Linked DNA regions of Homo sapiens: regions 1, 2 and 3 are each linked to region 4. Evidence: chromatin loops called from intact Hi-C (ENCODE). Cell type or tissue: heart left ventricle. All regions are shown on one strand.

The links. A loop is a pair of places that touch in the nucleus more often than their neighbours do. Peaks named below come from ENCODE experiments on the same cell type or tissue, not always from the same donor. Only the 100,000 strongest peaks of a DNase experiment are listed, where the experiment ranks them.
Region 1: it touches region 4 in a loop (10-fold over the local background); 12 of 110 quality-filtered maps call a loop at or near these places.
Region 2: a loop joins it to region 4, with 3 times the contacts of the local background. A loop is called at or near these places in 22 of 110 quality-filtered maps.
Region 3: a loop joins it to region 4, with 6 times the contacts of the local background. A loop is called at or near these places in 30 of 110 quality-filtered maps.

What each region holds. Positions count from the first base shown.
Region 1 is chr4:13,834,150-13,839,149 of GRCh38, reverse strand. All of the region lies in intron 3 of LINC01182 (long intergenic non-protein coding RNA 1182), which reads right to left. The region is part of intron 2 of LOC101929048 (a long non-coding RNA gene); the gene reads left to right. It overlaps LOC107986182 (a long non-coding RNA gene), which reads right to left. Exons shown (of 4, transcript XR_001741382.2): 1 at 3,417-5,000; 2 at 1,749-1,806; 3 at 691-787. Among named protein-coding and RNA genes, the nearest start is that of LINC01182, 180 kb to the right of the region's middle. In heart left ventricle, no CTCF peak of the experiment used is centred here; no DNase peak of the experiment used is centred here.
Region 2 is chr4:13,840,331-13,845,330 of GRCh38, reverse strand. All of the region lies in intron 3 of LINC01182 (long intergenic non-protein coding RNA 1182), which reads right to left. LOC101929048 (a long non-coding RNA gene) reads left to right here and starts at 4,426. Exons shown (of 5, transcript XR_925415.3): 1 at 4,426-4,570. All of the region lies in intron 3 of LOC107986182 (a long non-coding RNA gene), which reads right to left. In heart left ventricle, no CTCF peak of the experiment used is centred here; no DNase peak of the experiment used is centred here; H3K4me3 peaks cover 753 bases.
Region 3 is chr4:13,858,260-13,863,259 of GRCh38, reverse strand. The region is part of intron 3 of LINC01182 (long intergenic non-protein coding RNA 1182); the gene reads right to left. The region is part of intron 3 of LOC107986182 (a long non-coding RNA gene); the gene reads right to left. Among named protein-coding and RNA genes, the nearest start is that of LINC01182, 210 kb to the right of the region's middle. In heart left ventricle, a CTCF peak has its summit at 2,993 (motif pointing right); no DNase peak of the experiment used is centred here.
Region 4 is chr4:13,654,672-13,659,671 of GRCh38, reverse strand. LINC01182 (long intergenic non-protein coding RNA 1182) reads right to left here and starts at 4,493. Exons shown (of 4, transcript NR_121681.1): 1 at 4,321-4,493; 2 at 1,818-1,925. RefSeq lists an enhancer at 4,919-4,968. In heart left ventricle, a CTCF peak has its summit at 2,999 (motif pointing left); a DNase peak (open chromatin) is centred at 2,981; H3K4me3 peaks cover 305 bases.

The DNA of each region.
Region 1 (5,000 bases), 180 kb before region 4:
AAGAGGAGAGTCCAAGGACAAAGTGACTACAGAGGAATGGTCGGAGATACAATTTTGCTGGCTTAGAAGGCGGAGGAAGGGGCCATGAGCCAAGGATACAGGCAACCTCTAGAAGCTGGGAAGGGCAAGGAAATGAAATGTCCTTTATGAAAAGTAATGCAGCCCTGTAACACCTTGATTTTAGCCCACTGAGACATATGTTGGATTTCTAACATACAGAACTGAAGACAGTAAATGTATGTGTGTGTGTGTGCGTGCATGCGTGTGTTTCCTGAGTCAGGGTCTTGCTCTGTCACCCAGGCTGGAATGCATTGGCACGATCTGGCTCATTGAAGCCTCAAACTTCTGGGCTCCAGAGATCCTCCTGCCTCAGCTACTCTGGCTATTTTTTTTTTTTAATTTGTGTTTTTTAGAAATGGAGTCTCTCTATGTTGCCCAGGTTGATGTTGAACTCCTGGCCTTAAACGAAGCTCCCACCTCAGCCTCCCATGTTGCTGGGATTACAGGCATGAGCCATCACATCCAGCTAAGTCTGCATTGTTTTCAGCCACCATGTGAGTATCACTTTGTTACAGGAGTAATAGAAAACCAATGCACTGAGTGATGATATTGATTGTAAGCAGGGAAGGTCCCTTTAGAGGTCTCACAAAATGTAACAGTGTAATGAAATGCGAAAAAGCAAGAACTAACCTTAAAAGAGCTGAGAGAAGATTCCAGAAGAAGAAAGAGCTGGTATTGAGTTCCAGAGGGAGGACACTCCTTGGCAAAGGAGACCCAAGTGGCTGAGCTGGTGGAGCAAGAAACAGAGAGAGAAAAGATGAGATGGAGCTGGAGAGGTTGGCAGAGGTCCTCTGCAGGACTGGGAGGTCATGGCAGGAGGACTGGAGTTTATTTTAAGAGCAATAGATGGCTATAGAATAGAGCAGAAGGGTGATAGGTTGTTTTTCACTTTCTTAATGATATCCTTAGAGGCACACAATTTTTAATTTTGATAAAGTAAAACTTAAAAATCTTATCCTTCATCACTTGCAGTTTTAGTGTCATATCTAAGAAATCATTGCCAAACCCTAGACCACACCGTTTTACTCTGGCATTTCCTTCTATGAGTTCAACAGTTTTAGCCCTTACATTTAGGTCTATGATCTACCTTGAGTTAATGTTTGTGTATGGCATGAGGCAGGGATCCAATTTCATTCTTTTGCATGTGGATATGCAGTCGTCCCAGCACCATTTGTTGAAGGGATAAGTAACATTTTATTGCAATAAAGACAGACTCAGTAATAATGCTATGCTGAGCCATGTTGATGCCCAAGGCAAAAGAAAAAAATCAGTAACATAGTGTTTTGTAAATATTAAAGATACAAATTCTTTCTAATTTGGTCTTGAAGTCTCTCCCTGGAGAGTGGCTATAAACTCTAGCCCTGCCCTGACGACAGGGCTCCAGGGAAGGCAGTTTCTGGATGTTTACAGCATGCCTTTCAAGGGATACATCTTTATCCTGGTAGACTGCCTAATGCCTAAGTGTCCGGCCATGGCCAGGTGTTCCCCATACAGAAAACTTGCTTTTATTCACAGATGTCCCTGTGGCTCTTGTCTAAGCTGTGTTTAGTTTATTCCTACCAAGATAGCCACTCCATAGGAGAGCCCTGACCAGGAAAGAAGTTAGGCTCATGTTTGTCTGTCAGGGGAGACACAGGAGGAGGCAGCACAACACCGAGCATGAAATAACAGACATATTTATTACTTACAGATTCCACAGTGCAGGGGGCAGTATGCCTCCCAGGGTCACTGGAAAGGGGGAAGCCACTGAGGACACGTGCATTCAGCCAGCAGGTGGGGAGCAAGAGAGAGAGAAGGGGACCTGTAAGCCAAATTCTTTATTGGGTCCTGGGAGTTACTCAAGCAGGTTTCCTGTGGGGAGGTCTAACTGGTGGTACAAGCAGGCATTAGTTTCATGGGGGTCACGCTGTGACTAAGAGGTGGCCACTGTGGCACACCTGCACAGTCCATGTGGGGTGTGGAGGTCAGTGGGGCTAATTAGGTCAGTTGTATCTGGCTGTCTCATGGAGAGGTAACTATCACGAGTTATATAAGCCAGAGAGCTGAACTGACCACCTTAAGGAACTAGGAGGAGTTGTAAAACTGGATACTGCACCAAGGGTGACTAAGCCTGCTTCTGGTATGAGAAAGTTAAAGTTATATTCAAAATGGATACTGAAGCAACATGAAATTATAAGAATTCACTCAATACTATTTATCTTAAAATTTTATTTTTTTTTCACTGTGGGTTTTTGCATTAATTTTGTTTAAAATATTGCATTTAATATTACTTATCCTAGTTACTGAGACCTTGAAGCCCTTTTACATTTTGTGCCTAAAATAGGCCTTATTCACCTCACTCTAGTTAATGTCCTACAAAGTCCCTAGCTCAGCTTACCATGCCTTCCACACCCTAAACCCTGCCTGCCCCTCCATCTGCCTCTCACCCCCCATTCCTCAACTGTTATCACTAATAATACAGATTAGTTCATGTTTCCTTGCACACATCATGCTATGTCAAGTGTCTGTCATTTTGATCTTGCTCACCACTTGACTTGGAATCACTTATCTTTAATATCTTGCTCTTTCCCATCCTACAAGATCAGGTGTTAACTCCTCCAGAAAGCTTTCCTTGCGCCTCCGGGTGGGTTGGCGCTCCTCACCCAGGCTCCCACAGTGCCCTCCTCACCCATTGTGCTCCCATAATTATTATAGAATAATAACATAATAACATAGCATGTATTACCCTGTAAAATAATTATTTATTATTTGTCTTCTCTCCTTCTGGACTGCAGCACTTTGTCCCTTATGTCAAACTGTATCTTACCCACTTGAACATTCTCATGTCCTAGCACAGTGCCTAGAATATGACAGATAAGTAATAGATATTTGTTTAACAGTTAATCTAGCTAGAAGTACAGCAAGGAGAAGCCAATCCAATCTGCCTAAAGTGAACAGAGAAGGTTCCTCATGGAATCTCCCTGGTAGGAGGACACAAGTTAAGCATCTGGCACAGAACGCTTCCCTGCTAAAAAGGTGAGACATCCCAGAGAACAGAGGCTGTGCCTGAGGCAAGAGCTCCTTGTCTGGACTCCGAGGATGGAAGCAAAGACTTACAAGACCTCATTAGAGAGTCAGCCCCATAGACAGAAGGATAATTTAGAAATTTAATAACTGGATCTGGCCTACAAGTGAAGCAGAGAAGTGGCTACTTCCAAGGAGTGAAACAGTGAGCAAAATTAAGGGAAAATTCCCACTGAGCTCACTTCATTTATTCATTCATTCATTCACTAGTCATTTCATAAACATTTATGGAGCATCTTTTGGGGGTACTGGGATAGGCCCTGGAATACAGGGATCAAAGATCATCTCCTTACCCAAAGAAATCCATGGCCAAGTCAACTGCTGCAAACCTACTATGTGTGGGATGGGAAACCAAAAAATACAGGTATTAACAACAAAGTCTAGCCTTCAGTGTTTTTACTGGATTATTCTATTTGCCTATCCAAATCCACTCTCTATCTTTGTCCACCCTGCTATTCCCTGGGGAAGCTGAACCTGAACCACACTCTTGGGCTCCCTTGACCACTGACTACCAACTGCACATGGCCAGTGTTGTGCATCAGCAGGAGATTGGAAGGAGAGAAGTGAGTGAGGGTGTGGCATTTATTACTATTGCCGTGGGGTTTCCATGGGCCAGTTCTGTTGAAAGCCAGGAATCCTATGTTTCTTCCGCATAGCCCCCGCAGTCTTCTGGCTCTCTTTCCCCTCTCTCCACTCTTTCAGGCCTACAATAGCACCTAGATTTCATAGTCCTCTGGCATTTGACTATTCTTCGTGGTTTCCCTAAGCCCTGCTCCCAGCTTTGTAAGTAGTCCTTTATTAAATTCATTTCACATTATCCAAGTGTAAGTGTGCCATCTGTTTCTTGCTGGGACCTTGACTGACACAACAAGCTCCTAAGGGAGATGTGACAAGAACATCAATAAACGGGGGATGGAAGGAGGAATCCCCTTGGACATGTGAATGAATATATATGGCCACCCACTGGGAAAGGAGGCCATGAGAAAAAGTCAAAGCCAAACACGTTGGGATTATTTGCCTTTATGCCCAGGAAGCTGGAACAGAGCAGGGAGCTGGTCGAAGGTACCCGAGAATCCATCCCTGAAGGATAGCAGATTTGGAGGGTAAGGAAAGATTTCTTTCTACCTGAGAAGTGCCTAGGAGACAGTGACTCTGAGTTTTCTTGGGGTAGACAGCAATGAAGGCTTAATAAGCAGACCCCCCAGACTGGTCTCCTCTCCCCTTGCCACTGTGGGACCTTGAGGCAAAGGGAGGAGCAGACTGATGCACCTCGAGTGCTATAGAGAAAGGGAAACAAGACTGTTTCCTGAGTTGCAGAATATGTCAAAAAATAAGAGGACAAAACCACACTCTGTCAAGTCACCTTAAAGACACGAAATAGGTTCTAGGCCTATAAAAGTGCCTGTGGCTTAGCATAGCTAGAGGTTATCTAGATGTTTTCAGTCTGAGAACTTTCACCTGAGGAAGAAGGACACATCAGACTCTTCTAACAGCATTCGAGTCACACTACTCACATCCCTCTTTTCAGTTCCATCCTCCTCAAAACTCCTTAGAGGTATTATTTGGTTCCTCATGTGGTTTTCTTACATGGAAGAAGAACCATATGTATGCTGATCAGGTTTAAGGTACCTAACAAGTAGAATTCATGCTGAAAATCAATACTTTCGGCATCTGCAGTCTCCTAAAAGCATTGTTAGTGAGAGTCAGCCTCCCCAAGTCCAGGAAACTCAAACACTTTGAAAATCTAAACCCACAAAGCCAAGGTCAAAATCCTGGCTTGGGTGAAGTCATGAATATCAGTGCTGCCTGGAGGCTCCTTGGAAGCCCACCATCCACCAGCCTGGGACACACACAGACACACTGGTACTTTGATGAGC
Region 2 (5,000 bases), 190 kb before region 4:
ATGGAGAGACCAGAAAACTGGGATATTAATTAGGATCATTTTGTTCCTTAATAATGAGTTTCAATTGACTTATAACCAGTTATAAGCTTACTGTCTTTCGCTCTGCATTGTTAATTGTACTTATTCATTTTTACAGTTGCTAAATTATAAGATATGCCATAGTTGTGAAAGAAAAGAAAGGATTTATGTGTGTTGTATGCTAGGCTGTGCAGGAGAAAGTGAAATTTAAAGTGTTAAAAATGTTCATGAGAAAGTCAATGTGATTCTCTCCAACTCACAGTTCCCAGAGCAGGGAGAAAGCCAGGGCAGCCTCTCCACTCTGCAGCTATTACCACTGAGATTCAATTTGCTGCACAGGTCTCCTGAAGTAGTTTATTATTCTGGGATTGGGCCAAAATTTGTTTCACAACAACCTTCCAAGAGTCCCAAGCCTTCTTAGCTACCCAAACTATATTATGAGAGAACTGTCTTCAAAGACCAAAATGATCACTGTCATCATCATCATAATTATTTCTCTCCACATGAGAAAAGTTACTTAACGACCTTGAGCCTCCATTTTCTGGTTTGTGACATATAAATTTGCTTCTACCTGCATAACACAAAGCCTCCCACACAGAAAGTACTTAATTCATGTTAGCTGCTAGTGGCATTTATCAAGTAGGATGTCAAGCCAAAAATTGCCCAAATTCAAATCTTCTACCGGACTTAAGGACCTCCCATTATAGTCCAGTTTCTGTCTTCCAGGCAAGCATCTTCTATTTGGCTTAGAAAAGGAGTTTAAAACAACCAAGGATCTTACTCCTCAGACACAATTCTCCTCACTACATACAGGAAAGCCTTGCCTTTTCAGCCCCAGGAGAGCATAGATGACCTCTCTGATAATTGTAGTGTTATACGCATATATACACAGCATTCATACACATAGACAGTAACATCAGGGAAAAGTTGTCTTAGCAGCTCAGCTAAATCTCCTTTGTGAAAGGCTCTGAATTTTTGCTTTAGAAGAAATTGCAGATCAGATATTTCAGCTAAAGCATGAGGCCCCAAGGATCATGCACAATTAAAAATAGATGCTTGCTGTGCTGCCTTCAAAAGAAAATAGGCTTTTTAAAAATAGAAAAACAGAAAAAGAGAGAGAAGAAAGGAAGAAAGGAGGGAGGGAGGGAAGGAGGGAGGGAGAGAGATGGGAATGGAGGAAGGGAGGGAGAAAGGGAAGGAAGGAAGGAAGCAAGGAAGGAAGGAAGGAAGGAAGGAAATGAGGAAGAGAGGAAGGAAGGAAGGGAAATTTTTCTAGATGGGGGAATTTTGTTTTGTTGAACTGCTCGTTCTTGGCTCTGGAAATCTGGAAACACAATATGAGAAGGCTCTGCTTAATAAAGAATTGAAGAATTTGCAGTTCTCCCAAAGAAAACCCAGGAAGCAGAGGGATTGAGGCTTTGCTCTAGTTGGAGAAGAGAGAGAAGGGAATCCCACAGGCAATGGGCATTCAGTGAATGACACCTCTTCTAACATTTAGATTCAAACTAGTAGAGTCACTGCTTCCATCTGCCTGCAACTTGCTACAGAGTGGGTAAAAACGTAGACCTAAGGAACTAAATGGAATCTACAAAATTTTAACAGAGAGGTTACATTCAAGTAAGTTTTTAGTGAGATCTTTTCATAGCTTAAGTGGCAATGTATAAGCTAACACTACAGTCATTCATCCAGTCCAAGATGCATGTTTTTCACATTTTGATGTCTCTACAGTTCAGATTCACCTTGCAACTGATAATGAGTTAATATTAATTGGCAATGCCTTATTTTTATTTTCTTTCTTGGAGGCCAGGAGAAGAATGTTATGTCTTATATATGGCCTCTCAGAATCTATGAATATGGCAGCTCTGTATTAGTCCATTTTCACACTACTGTAAAGAAATACCCAAGGCTCAGTAATTTATAAAGGAAAGACTCACAGGCTGCAAACTTTCTAAAATTTTATGTTCTGCTTCCCTTTTAAACATAAGTTCCAATTTCAGATCATCATTTTCAAGTTCAAAGTTCCACAGATCTCTAGGGTGGGGGCAAAATGGCGCCAGTATCTGCTAGAGCATAGCAACAGCGACTTATGCTCCAGTTCCCAAGAAGTTTTTCATCTCCATCTGAGACCCCCTCAGCTTGGACTTCATTGTCCACATCACTATCAGCATTTTGATCAAAACCATTCAACAAGTCTCCAGGAAGTTCCAAACTTTCCCACATCTTCTGCCTTCCTCTGAGACCTGCAAACTGTTCTAACCTCTGCTCATTAACCAGTTCCAAAGTTGCTTCCACATTTTCAGGTTATCTTTATAGAAGTGCCCCTCTCCCGGTATAAATTCACTGTATTAGTCCATTTTCACACTGCAATTATGAAATGCCTGAGACTAGGTAATTCATAAAGGAAAGAGGTTTAACTAACTCACAATTCCACATGGCTGGAGAAGCCTTGGGAAACTTACAATCATGGCGGAAGGAGAAACAGTCACCTTCTTCACAAGGTGGCAGGAGAGAGAAGAGAGAGAAGGAGGAACTTCCAAACACAAAAAACCATCAGCTCTTATGAGAACTCACACCATCATGAGAACAGCATGGGGGAAACCGCCCCTATAATCCAGTCGCCTCCCTCCTTCAACAGGCGGGGATTACAATTTGAGATAAGATTTGGGTGGAGTCACAGAGCCAAAGCATAACATACTCCAACAGATGTGCCAATGACTTTAACGCTTCAGACTATGTTTCACAAATACTGGAACTATCACAGTCCTCAGGTTGAAATGTCAGACTACAAGCCAGCAAAAACAGACCCAGGTTTATTTTTTTAATTGGTATCTCTGAGAGTTCAGAAAGTCCTTATCTAACCTCCGACATGCGGTAGAGCACAGAGAAGAGTCCAATTTAATTTTCCTGATACCTTTTTCATAAGCTGATGACCCAGCTAACCATGTGCTTTGATTAACTCACTGGGTCATAAATATCTTGAATCCTTCCACCCTCATCACCACAGAGAAGGCAATTCAGAGCACTCCACCTCTGTAAACAAATTTTTTTAAAGAAAATATATTTATTTGGAAATAAAGCAATTCAATGGGAATACATATGCCATGCTAAAGCATGTGTGTTTTAGGGAGATAAAGGAAGACAAAGGTTTTAAAAGAAAAAAAAATGCAGCATAATCATTTTGAAATAATTATCCATGGCTACAGAGAGAAATAACAAGGTTGATGCCAGTCCAGGGTTGAACAGGCAGTTATTGGGCAGATGTCCTTGTAGAAGTAGTTTTAGTGTAAGGCTGTGATGCCCTGTGTTTAAGGTTGTGATTTTTGCATTCTTTTTTAAATTCTAACTTTTACTTTAGATTCAGAGGGTACATGTACAGGTTTGTTACATGGATAAATTACATGTCACTGGGGTTTGTTATACAGATTATTTCATTATCCAGATAATAAGCATAGAAACTAATAGGTAGTTTTCTGATCCTCACCTTCCTCCCATTTTCCACCTTCAAGTAAGCCACAGTATCTACCGTTCCCCTCTTTGTGTCTATGTGTACTCAGTGTTTAGCTCCCACTTACAAGCAAGGACATGTGATATTTGGTTTTCTGTTTCTGCATTAATTTTCTTAGGATAATGGCCTCCAGCTTCATCCATATTGCTGCAAAAAAATGTGATTTTAATGTTTTTTATGGCTGAGTATACTTTCAGTCCAATTAGATTATTTCCTTTCTGCAAGAATCATTGTCCATTTTTAACATTCAGTTGAGTCTAGGAAACTTGCATAATTTTTATTCCACATTTTTCTTCTTGAAAAAAAGACTTGGACTTTCTAATTCCATCTTAGCCTAGTGGATAGAGTAAATACTCCGGAAATAAAAAGTGCCAGACAAGGGTCTTTAGTAGAATGAGGAGCATGGCACAGAGAGAACCTTCTTCAATGATGCTACAAATCTTCAGTAAAAACTCCCATGTGCGCTCCCGCACACACAAACACACAAACACACACACTCTTACTTATTTGGATTTCTTGTTAAAGATTATTATTTTGTAGCTAGATAATAATGGAACAAAACAGTCAGTGTGTGTGGTGGAGAGAACTGATTGTATCTGTAATGCATGAGCGTTAACTAGAGTCATTCATGTACAAAGGTTAAAAACGATGTGGTATACAGGCAAAGGAGGATATGTGCATTTTCACTGGATCTTGTTGTTTGGGCACCTGAGACAAGCTGGCAGTCACTAAATCTCAGCGATCACTCAATGTGTGCCAGGCATTCGCACACAATATCACTAACACCCATGACAGTCCTTCAAGAGAGGTTCTGCTGTCTGAGAGATTATGTGACACGCCTAAGGTCACAGGATCAGCAAATACTAGGGCTGAGATTTAAACCCAGAACTGTCTACTGCCAAAGCTTTTGCGCTCTCCCTCGTGCCACGTTGCTTCTCATTTTGGGCTTGGTCTCCACTTCCCAGTCCTTGAAGGAGTTCTCCAGGTCTGCCCCATTAGCACTGCATCTCAGAAGGAAGCTGCAGCTGCGCCGCCAATCTCCCGGTGGTGAGTAACCTTCCTGCTTTGCATCTAACCTTGTGTTCTCCATTGAGTGCTGACAGGTAGCAGTAGTCCTTCCTTTCTGAAAATGTCACTGAGCCATCTTCACAGAGAAAAGGCAGCGCTGACATTCTACTTTTCCTGTGACTGCCTGGAGAATGTTTAATCCCCATGACCTTGTGGCTATTTAACAAGAGCCAATCCTCAGACCTTGTCAGTCAGTGACAGCCAGCATTTTGTTTAATGGGCCCGAGGGTGGGCTTGGTTTGCAGTGGGGAAGGGTAACATCTGGTTGGAGTTTAAAAGGCAAATGGGGTTTCTCAGTGATTATTATTCATCAACAGTACTCAGATGCATGTTTTCCCTGTGTTTCTGTTTATAATCAAAAACAAATCCCAAACACAGATATTTAAAATCTACATTGTTTTTATGACAA
Region 3 (5,000 bases), 200 kb before region 4:
GAACTGGAACACAGATCAGTTAAAAAAAGTTTATATTTATTGTTTTTGTTAAAATATTTGAGTTCTTTGTAGATTCTGGATATTAGTTATTTGTCAGATGCATAGTTAGAAAATATTTTCTCCCATTCTACAGGTTGTCTTTTCACTCTGTTGATTATTTCTTTTGCTGTGCAGAAGCTTTCTTTACCACTATGCAATATATCCATGTAACAAAACTGCACTTATACTCCCTAAATCTATAATTTTTAAAAAACAAAAAGAGTTTACATTGATGCATCAAGTAGAGAAATGAATATAGAGAGGAAAAGTAAAAGATACTTGGAACATAAATGGAAATGTCTAACATATGTCTCATTAGAGTCCCAGAAAAAAAGAGAGAGAGAATTGATCAGATGAGTATTTAAAGACAGACTGGCTCAGAATTTTTCTAAACTGGTGAAAAGACACAGATCCAAGAGTATCTCAGAACTTGAGCAACATGAAAAAAGAAACATGAAAGAAAGAAAAAAACACAAAAGAAACATCATAGACAAACTGTTAAAAAACATAGAGTGAAACTCTTAAAAGCAGAGAGAAAAAAATATATCCTCTGATTTTTTAGCAGAAATTACGGAAGCCAAAGACAATATAATGAATGTTTAAATACTGGACAAAAATAACTTATCAGTCTAAAATGCTTTTGCTAGTAACTAAAAAAATATCTTTCAAAATGAAGATCCAAACCAAAAACCAAAAACCACCTTGATATGGTTTGGTTGTGTCCCCACCCAAATCTCATCTTGACTTGTAGCTCCTATAATTCCCATGTGTCGTGGGAGAAACCCAGTGCAAGGTGATTGAATCATGGGGGCGAGTCTTTCCTGCACTGTTCTCATCATAGTGAAGGACTCTCAAGAGATCTGATGGTTCTATGAGGGGGAGTTTCCCTGCACAAGCTCTCTCTTTTTGCCTGCTGCCATCCATGTAAGATGTGACTTGCTCCTCCTTACCTTCTGCCATGATTGTGAGGCCTCCTCAGCCACATAAAACTGTAAATCCATTAAACCCTTTTTCCTGTATAAATTACCCAGTCTCAGGCATGTCTTTATCAACAGCATGAAAACAGACTAATACACAACTCTTCCACAAAAACTGTTGAAATAAATAAATAAATAACAAAAATAAAACCTACTATACCAAGTATTGGCAAAGATATAGAGCAACTGGAATCCTCACACATAGCCTGTGAACACCCGAATTATTTATAGTTGCTTTGGCAAAGCTCTTGGTGGCAGCAGCTAATGCTGAATATGCACATTATTTACATCAGAGCAATTCCACTCCTAGGTATGTATTCAAGAAAAATTTGTGTGTGTGTGTGTGTGTGTGTGTGTGTGTGTATTTATCAAAAGACACATAAGTAAACAGTCATTATTCAGAGCAACTCAAAACTACAATCTAAAAGTCAACTAAAGGAAAATGAATAGATTATGGTACATTCACACAATAGAATACTATATAGCAATAAAAATGAACCACTATACCACTATTCCATGCTATAATGTGGAAAAATTTCATAGCTATAACAAGCAAAGGAATCCAGACACAAAAGAGTTGATATTGAATGATTTCACTTATATTAATCTCAAGAAACGGCAGAACTACTCTGTGGCGAGATAATTTAGAATAGTGGTTACATTCAGGAAGGATGGGTTAATGACTGGGAGGGATGTGAGGGAGAATTCAAGGACAGTGGTAAGTAGAGGTTACACAGGTATATTCACTTGTGATTAAAAATAGAAATCACAAAAATTATGTATGCTTTGCAGTATGCTTATAATTTTAAAAATATTTTAAAGTTTAGATCTAAATGTGTAGACATAAAACGATGTCTAAGCTATAATATTGAATAAAAAGAGCAAGTTGTAGAACAGTCCATATAGTATGAGTGTTTGTTAGAAAACTAAGCTTTTAAAGTGCTATATGTGTGGATCTGGAGGAATATATTGCCTCTAGTAAAGGCTGTGTGTGACAATAAGAGACTTTCCCTGCTGTAATTCTATATTCTTTATTATTTTAGTTTTTCACAACAAGCATTAACTGCTTCACTGTTGGGGATTTTTGTTAGAATAAAGCTTCTGAAAAGCTTTTGGGAGGTGAGGACTTGAAGTGAATCGTAACTGAAATAAAGACATGGCATGGAGAAACAATTGGTATAAAAAAATAATTTGAGTTTGATCCTTTTGCTCTGATGACTGCCTGGGCACAGGAAGTCAGAGAGGAGTTGAAGTGTCTGCAACGTCTCAAGCAGGGGCCTTAACCACTTAAGCAGTCAGTGAAACCCCAGTATCCAAAATACATATTTTCACCCAAAGCCAAAAATTAAATGATATGTCCGGGACTTCTGTTACCCTTCCTCTCCACCCAGCTTCCAACTCTTTCCTATATGCTATATTTTAACCAACTTTATTTCCTTCCAAAGTCTTCTGTATTATCCCCCTCAGGAGTAAAATGTATTCTGCCATATTACTTTCAATTACCACTTAATAATTTATGAAATTACTCAGCATCATACCTGCAGTATTTCAGTCAGGCCCCATGGCATTGTAATGAGGCTTGATTTAACATGGTCATTATAAATGCTGCTAAAGGTTAATAGGGAAAAAAGTTTCATTCCAATGCGTTTGATTTCAATCACTTAGAAATAAAATAAGCATCTGTCACTAAGCATAGGACTTCCTTTTCCTGTAAGCAGCAGGGTGTGATTATTTCCCTCACAAAAGTTTAGCAGAATATAAAGGACTATGATCCGGCAGAAAGCCAACCTGTGGGAAGCATGGTGCAGAGCAGAATTTTCCAAGGATTTCACCATAGACTTTTTGGTCAGTACAATTCTTTGTTGTGCAGGACTGTCTTTCATGTGGAAGAATACCCAACATTCCTGACCTTTGCCCACTAAATGTCTGTAGTATCCCAGTTACTGCTACAGCCCCAGATAGCCCTGAGAATTTTCAAATCCCCTCTTGGGGGCAGCACTCCTCCCAGTTTATTACCATTAGTTTACAAGTTTAGAAAGTCTAGTTTATGCTGAATAGCTTTTTTTTTTTTTAATGTAACAACAGAAAAAAGAGTAGCTGTATGTGATCTCAACCATCCTCTGAGGAGGACAGATCCTTTGGTTTTTGAGCCCTTCAGTGGAGGACTGGAACCAGCTCATCATAGCTCTCAAGAGCTCAATCTCTTCCTGATGCAATATTCATTGACTTTGCATTAGTAGTTTGAAATCATCCACGGTGATAATTTTTGGAAAGCAAGTTGTTAGGCGTTCATCAGTGCACCCTTTTTAACAGATGTATAGTTACAACCATAGGAGCTAGGGAGACCTGAATTATTACCCATTATGGAGAAAAAAGAATTTGCAGCTTTCAGGGAACAATGGAGAAAGAATTTGAGAACAGGGATAGAGAAAAGGAACAAAGTAGAAAATTGCAGCCTTACTCTGTTGAGACCATCAATCTTCAATAAATTCCTCTTAAATTAAAAAACGCTTAAAGCTAGAAAGAAGCCAATGAAAATGCTGAATTGTACCTGAATCTATTCATTTCAATGAATAAATTTGAGTCTATTTATTCATTCAAAAAATATTTATTGGGCACCTACCACATCCTGTTCTACGCACTAAGTTGACATAGCCATTAAAAGACAAGACATATAACTGCAGAAATATGAGACAGAGGAGCTTCATAAGAAGTAAATTCCAGAAAATATATAGAAACTTTATGGAGAATTTTGAACATTTCTTTGGAATCAGTGAAGCCTTAAGAAAATCATACCTGGATACGAAAGGAACAAAAAACTGAATTTCAAATGGAAAATGGGAATTTCCACAGAGATGAGCGAAACATCCAATTTCTTGGCATCTGAGGCTGAATTGCTTCCCCACACTCAATCCTAAAAACAGCATACCTCTGCCAATCCCTTAACCCTGGCACTTGGGAGGTGCTCATATCAAGGGAAGAACAGGATGATAAGATGTCTGGAGGCCACATAACCAGGAAGATACTACCCTTGGAGAAGCTCAGGGAACATAGGCTCTATCTTCAAATATCTGAGGACTGTCAGGAGAAATTAGATGTTTCCTCACTAGTTTTAAAACCAGGGCTAAAAACAACAGACAGAAATAATAACAGGGTTGTGGATTTAATCTTAATAGGAGGAAAAGAAAAATGCATTTCCAACAGTCACAGCTGTCATTTGAACCACTATATTGCATTCCTACTTCACCATGTCAACAAGAGAAAATCTGAGCTCTTTAATGGCTCCTAGAGATTTCTGATGACCCATCTGGTTCCTGCTTGCTGCACCAGCTCCGATATCTTCCGCTTCTGCATGGCATTTAATGTTCAACAAAGATCAAACTTCTTGTACTTTAGTACATACCAAGCTGTTTGTTCTCTCAGTGCCTTGCTTCTGCTTGAAATGTCCTGTCCCTTCTTGATTTGTTTATATTCCTCTTATGCCTTAAGACTCTGCCCATGTAACTGAGAGAACTTGCCCCTCTTATCTGTTCCCATAACATGCTATATAGATCTCCATCATTGGTCTTCTGTATGCATATAACTAAAATAAATTTCTGAGAGTGTATCTATTACTGTGATGGTTGAAAAGAGCTAAATGGATTTTCATCTAAGTTGCTTCCTTATGGAATAGTCTATATTCAAAAATGGACTATGCTGTAAACATAACATTTACTTAGGTGTGCATGTTGACACTTACAAACAAACAGTCATTGTCCAGAGCATCTGAAGCTGAGGTGCAAGGAAAAGCACATAAAACTATAAATTGTGACAGGTGTGTCATATAGATTTAAATATTATGACTAGAGAAAAACAATGACAGCTTCAAATATGAATCCCAAATCAAAACTCACAAGGATGGACACTCCAAATCAAAATTGTTGGTTTAAAATTGAGTTGTTTTTCACAAGTGTAACTTTCCACCATAGATGAGAAGTGTTCTTG
Region 4 (5,000 bases):
ATGACTGTCATAGCCATAATTCAATTGTCCCAGGACCAGCACATGTGGGTCCAGTTTTGTCAGCCTGCAAGGACATTGTGCAGCTTTGTTTGTTCCAGTGTGGGGAAGGGAGGTGTTGATAAGCATCATCATAATCAGGATCTGCTGTCCATGACTTACCATTCATTTCCTAATCAGTCATCACATTTTGTTCAAGCTTAATGCTGACCTATTGAATTTAACGCCACATTCTGCAGCAAAAAGCCACTGCTGTGTTTACTGGGGGAAATCAGCTAGCTCTTACCCTTGTTGCTGTAGCACGCACAGGAAACTTAGATTTTCAGGATATTCCCCCACCCCCGTGTTATCTAGGAGTTCTCATTTTGTTCAAAGAATGTCCCCTCTGTCTTCCCGCTTTCCCTCCGTGGTGCCAAGACAACCTGAATTACATTAAAGCCCAGGCGGCTCGATATTTAGGCTGCTTTCCTCCTCTCTCCCTTACCCCATTCCCATCAACACACATGCACACATACACCTGTGTGCACACACCCATGCACACACACAAATGGGATGTGAGCCAACAGAACACTGTGTGACCTTGAACCAGTCACATCTTTCTAAGCTTCCATTTCATCAGCTGTAAAATGAGGAGGGCAGACTCAGTTATCCCTTTCTTTTCTAATATTGTATGATTCTAATCTTCCCATCATTCTCAAATGATGGAATTAGAATTATAAAATGTCTGAAATGGAAGACATGCTGAAAACTAATCCACTAATGAAATAATATCCCCATATTTCAATTCTTCCTTATTTTTTGAGACAGCGTCTCACTCTGTCTCCCAGGCTGGAGTGCAGTGACACAATCTTGGCTCACTGAAGCCTCAACCTCCTGGGCTCAAATGCTCTTCCCATCTCAGCCTCCCAAGTACCTGGGACTACATGTGCTCACCACTACACTAGGCTAATTTTGTTCATTTTTTTTGTACAGAGAAGGTCTCACTTTGTTGCCCAGGCTGGTCTCGAACTTCTGGGCTCAAGTGATTCACCCACCTCGGCCTCCCAAAGGGCTGGGCCTACAGGTGTGAACTGCTGCACCCAGCCCACATATTTGAATTATTTTAGTGACACTTTCATCCTTTTTTTCACATCTCCACATTACTATCATTCACTTAACTGGTTTTTCTTTAAATTGACTTTTTTTTTTTTTTAGACAGAGTCTCGCTCTGCCGCCCAGGCTGGAGTGCAGTGGCATGATCTCAGCTCACTGCAAGCTCTGCCTCCTGGGTTCACGCCATTCTCCTGCCTCAGCCTCCCAAGTATCTGGGACTACAAGTGCTCGCCACCACGCCTGGCTAATTTTTTCTATTTTTAGTAGAGATGGGGTTTCACCGTGTTAGCCAGGATGGTCTCGATCTCCTGACCTCGTGATCTGCCCACCTCGGCCTCCCAAAGTGCTGGGTAAATTAACCTTTTTACTTAAATACATATATTTAAAAGGCATCCCTTATCACTATCACAAATAGAAAACCATAATCATTTGCTATACATGTAATCATAATTAAAGGAAAATAAAGCAATCTAAGAAAATTTTGGCTGGGCCCCACTGCCTGCCCAAGGACCCCAAGCTGCTGCTTGTCCCTCTCTGTGGAAATGGCAGCATAGTATATGTTTAAAGGCACTAAGGTCATGTTGGCATCAAAGGAGACTCTTTTTGCCCTAATCAGAATAGAAAAGAGCCACATTCTCTCCCAAGGGATGTCCATTTTATCTAATACAGAGGCTAGGTGCCACCCAAGATCTCTCTCAAGAACTTCACTTTGGATAAAATGGTCTCACCACTGTTCCTTAGGTTAACGTTGTAATTAGTTCATCTAATGCTCCAAATTGCCAATATCTGCATCTTCTTCACCATGACCTTCACCTGCTACCATTGCCAGGCAGCTCCTGTGAGAAAACAGATATGCTCAGAAACACACACACGCACAAGCACATGCTCCAAAACAATTTTTTAAACAACATAATGCTTCCCTGGCACTTCCCCAAGTCCACTGCTCTAGGAATCGCTGACCTCGGGCAGGTCTACGTCACTACTTTTTCTAAAGAAATCGCTGCCCATGTACAACAAAGAGCAACTTCCATTGAGCATTTGGGGAGCTCTTGAAGCGACTTCCTTTTTTCCTTCTCTCTCTTTATAGACGCGATGTGGAGTAGGGAGCAGGTGGTACACCCTTGTGGGAAAACAGGTACAGAGACTGTGGGGGGCAGACAGGGACAAAAGAGAGAGAGACACTGCCTTCTGCTTATTTTGTGTGGTATAGGAAGAAAATATTTAAACGTTTCTACTTTAGATACAGTCTGGCTTCCAATTCCAGTTCTATCATTTTCTAGCAACATAAATTTGGGCAAGTTGCTCAGCCCCTCTGAGCTTTAATCTCCTCCTTAGCAAAATGGCTCTGGTGACACACCCTTCCTTGCGTTGTGAGTGTGTAAGGCAGGTATGGTACCAGGCGCCGAGATAAACATTCATCTAACAGTCCCTTCCTCTTTTACCTTTTGTTTGTTTGTTTTTACTTTGGCACCATTTATGAAGGTCCAAAATAAATCCCTTTTTTATTTGTTTGGTTGTTTGTTTGTTTTGCCTTCTAAATCCTGAGTCTCATCTACAAAGTGGAAAAAAAAAAAAGGCTGTGAATTTCCATAATGTAAGTTTCGTTTTCTATGACTCGATTATGGCAAGTGATGTATAAAGGCTGAGTGGAGTGACAAGGAGGGGCACAGAGAAGAGGGAGGACAAACTTTACACCAGCAAATCCAACAATCGGCCCCTTTTGAAAAATCATTAGCAGCCTGCTGGAAGCTCCAAGTCTCCCAGATTTGGGATATGAGAGAGTAACAACATGAATCTAGAAAATGTGGTGCCTTTCGTGCATAGATTTGAATTAGAGAATTCTTGGTCAGTTTTGCATATGAAGTTGGGGAGAAGGCGTGGGCGGCGCAAAGAAAAACAGAGAAACACCTCCCCCTGCTGCCTGGATGGCGAATAGCAGCAAAGATGCAAAAAAAAAAAAAAAAATTCCATGGTCATATAAAAACCCTCAGCCTATTCCGAGGGTTTGCAAAGGATTCACTATGTGCAGGCAGCTGAATTTTATGGAATGCATTTTCCTATCCTAAGTTACCTTCAAAGGTCATAAAAAATGATCTTAGGACATTATTACAATGATGATGCTTTCCACTGGGCATGTTGTTATTTGTTTCTTGAACAGGAAATATATTAGCGTAACTTTTAAATTAAAATGATATAAAAGTTATAATTGAAAAGTCTTGTTTCTGACTGCCTTACGTATACCTAGCTACTTTTATTAGCTTTTCATATAAATATAAGTAAATGTGACTAATGTAGTCTTCTTTTTTTCCTTCTTACACAATAATTAGCTGTTTGACACTCTTCCGGATATTGTTTTTGTCACTTAACAACATAACTTGGTGATCCTCCCAGAGCCGAAAAGCTCTCCCAGATATGTTTCAGGGCAGCGTAACCTTCCTTGTTCTTCCTTCACTGAGCATGTTATATGTGGAAAGAACACATCCCCACTTGGGGAAACCAGATAAATTGTTTAAATTATTGCAAATGTGAATGATTTTAATGTAGAAATAACCTTTTTCATTCCACATTAATCACAAATACTGTTCACAACCCTTCGTAATAAACTTGTCTCCTGCTTATTTTTTTTTTTCTGGTATTCCTTGTGATTAGAATCTCTCGCCTTGGTATCCGCTGTGTTCAAGAGCAGAACAGAGCTTTGAACTTTACAGGCTAGTGCTCAGAATTAAAAGTGCTTAATGCCACCAAGATTTCTATTAAAAAACCCAGGGTAAAGGAAAAAGCCTTTTGCTTCAGCTGAAATGTTCTTGTAAAGGGCAAAATGGAAAATACAAACACCACTGCCGTTTGCTGGTTGGATACCACAGCCATCGGCACCTCCTGGAAATGGCAAGCCCATGAGTTCCTGATGGAAGCCAAGGTTAGTCTTATTGCATTTGAGAGAGTTAGAAAAGTGTCTTTCAGTGTGGACAGAGAGCCAGCAAGATTGTGAAGGTCAAAGAAAAATCCAATTATCCATAGCAAACACTGACCATACAATTAAATTACACCAGTCAGGAAAGCATCTGATCTTCTGCAACGGACTTCTTCCAGCAAATTTACCCTTGAATCAGTCTGGGCCATTCATTGGCAGCCAGCTGATCAGTTTCCTTCTGCTGCCCTGCATCCTGCAACATGTCTGTAGCAGATGTATCACTGCCCACCTACATCCCCTTGGCCCACCCCAGAGGTCACCTGCAGCTGCAGTGGTCAACTCCCAAGCACGCAGACATCTCAGCATCAAGAACCTGCTTCTCTCTGCCCAAGGGCTTTTTCTGGCCATAGAAGTATCCCCTGCACAGTCCAGATATGCAGGCTGGACAGAAGTTCCAGGGAGCTACCATTCCCAAGAGCAAGCCTCAAGCAATGCCTGGGAGATAAACACCCAGCTCCCTTGCTTGCCCCTTGCCTTGCTGGGGCAATGCCAAAGTGTGTGGTGCCCATACTCTCAGAGGGACACCAGTGCGACTGAGCCCCAGGTGGGACCTACTCATTAACATGCTGTTTATTGGCTTTTCTCTCTTCCCTACTGTCTCATCATTTTTCTGGGATTGACTCCTGTGAGAGCCTTGATCCAGTCAAGAGACAGAAACTACACAGTAAGTTCAACAGGACAAGTGTAACACAGAGTCATTAACTACAATGAAGAGTATAGATATAAGGAAACTCTACAAAGCAACCTAGAGCTACGAGGGAGAACTTAGGAAAAGACGAACTTGAGAAGGATTCAGACCTCTTGGGAAACGGTGAGGTTCAGCCCACGAGACAGCAGAGAAGTTAGCTGCTTTGGCTAGGCTGGAGCCGGCCTGGAATTGCTGGGAACCTCCAGGTGCAGCCAGCCTCCGTTGTGCACGCAGGGGGCGCCAATCAGCAAC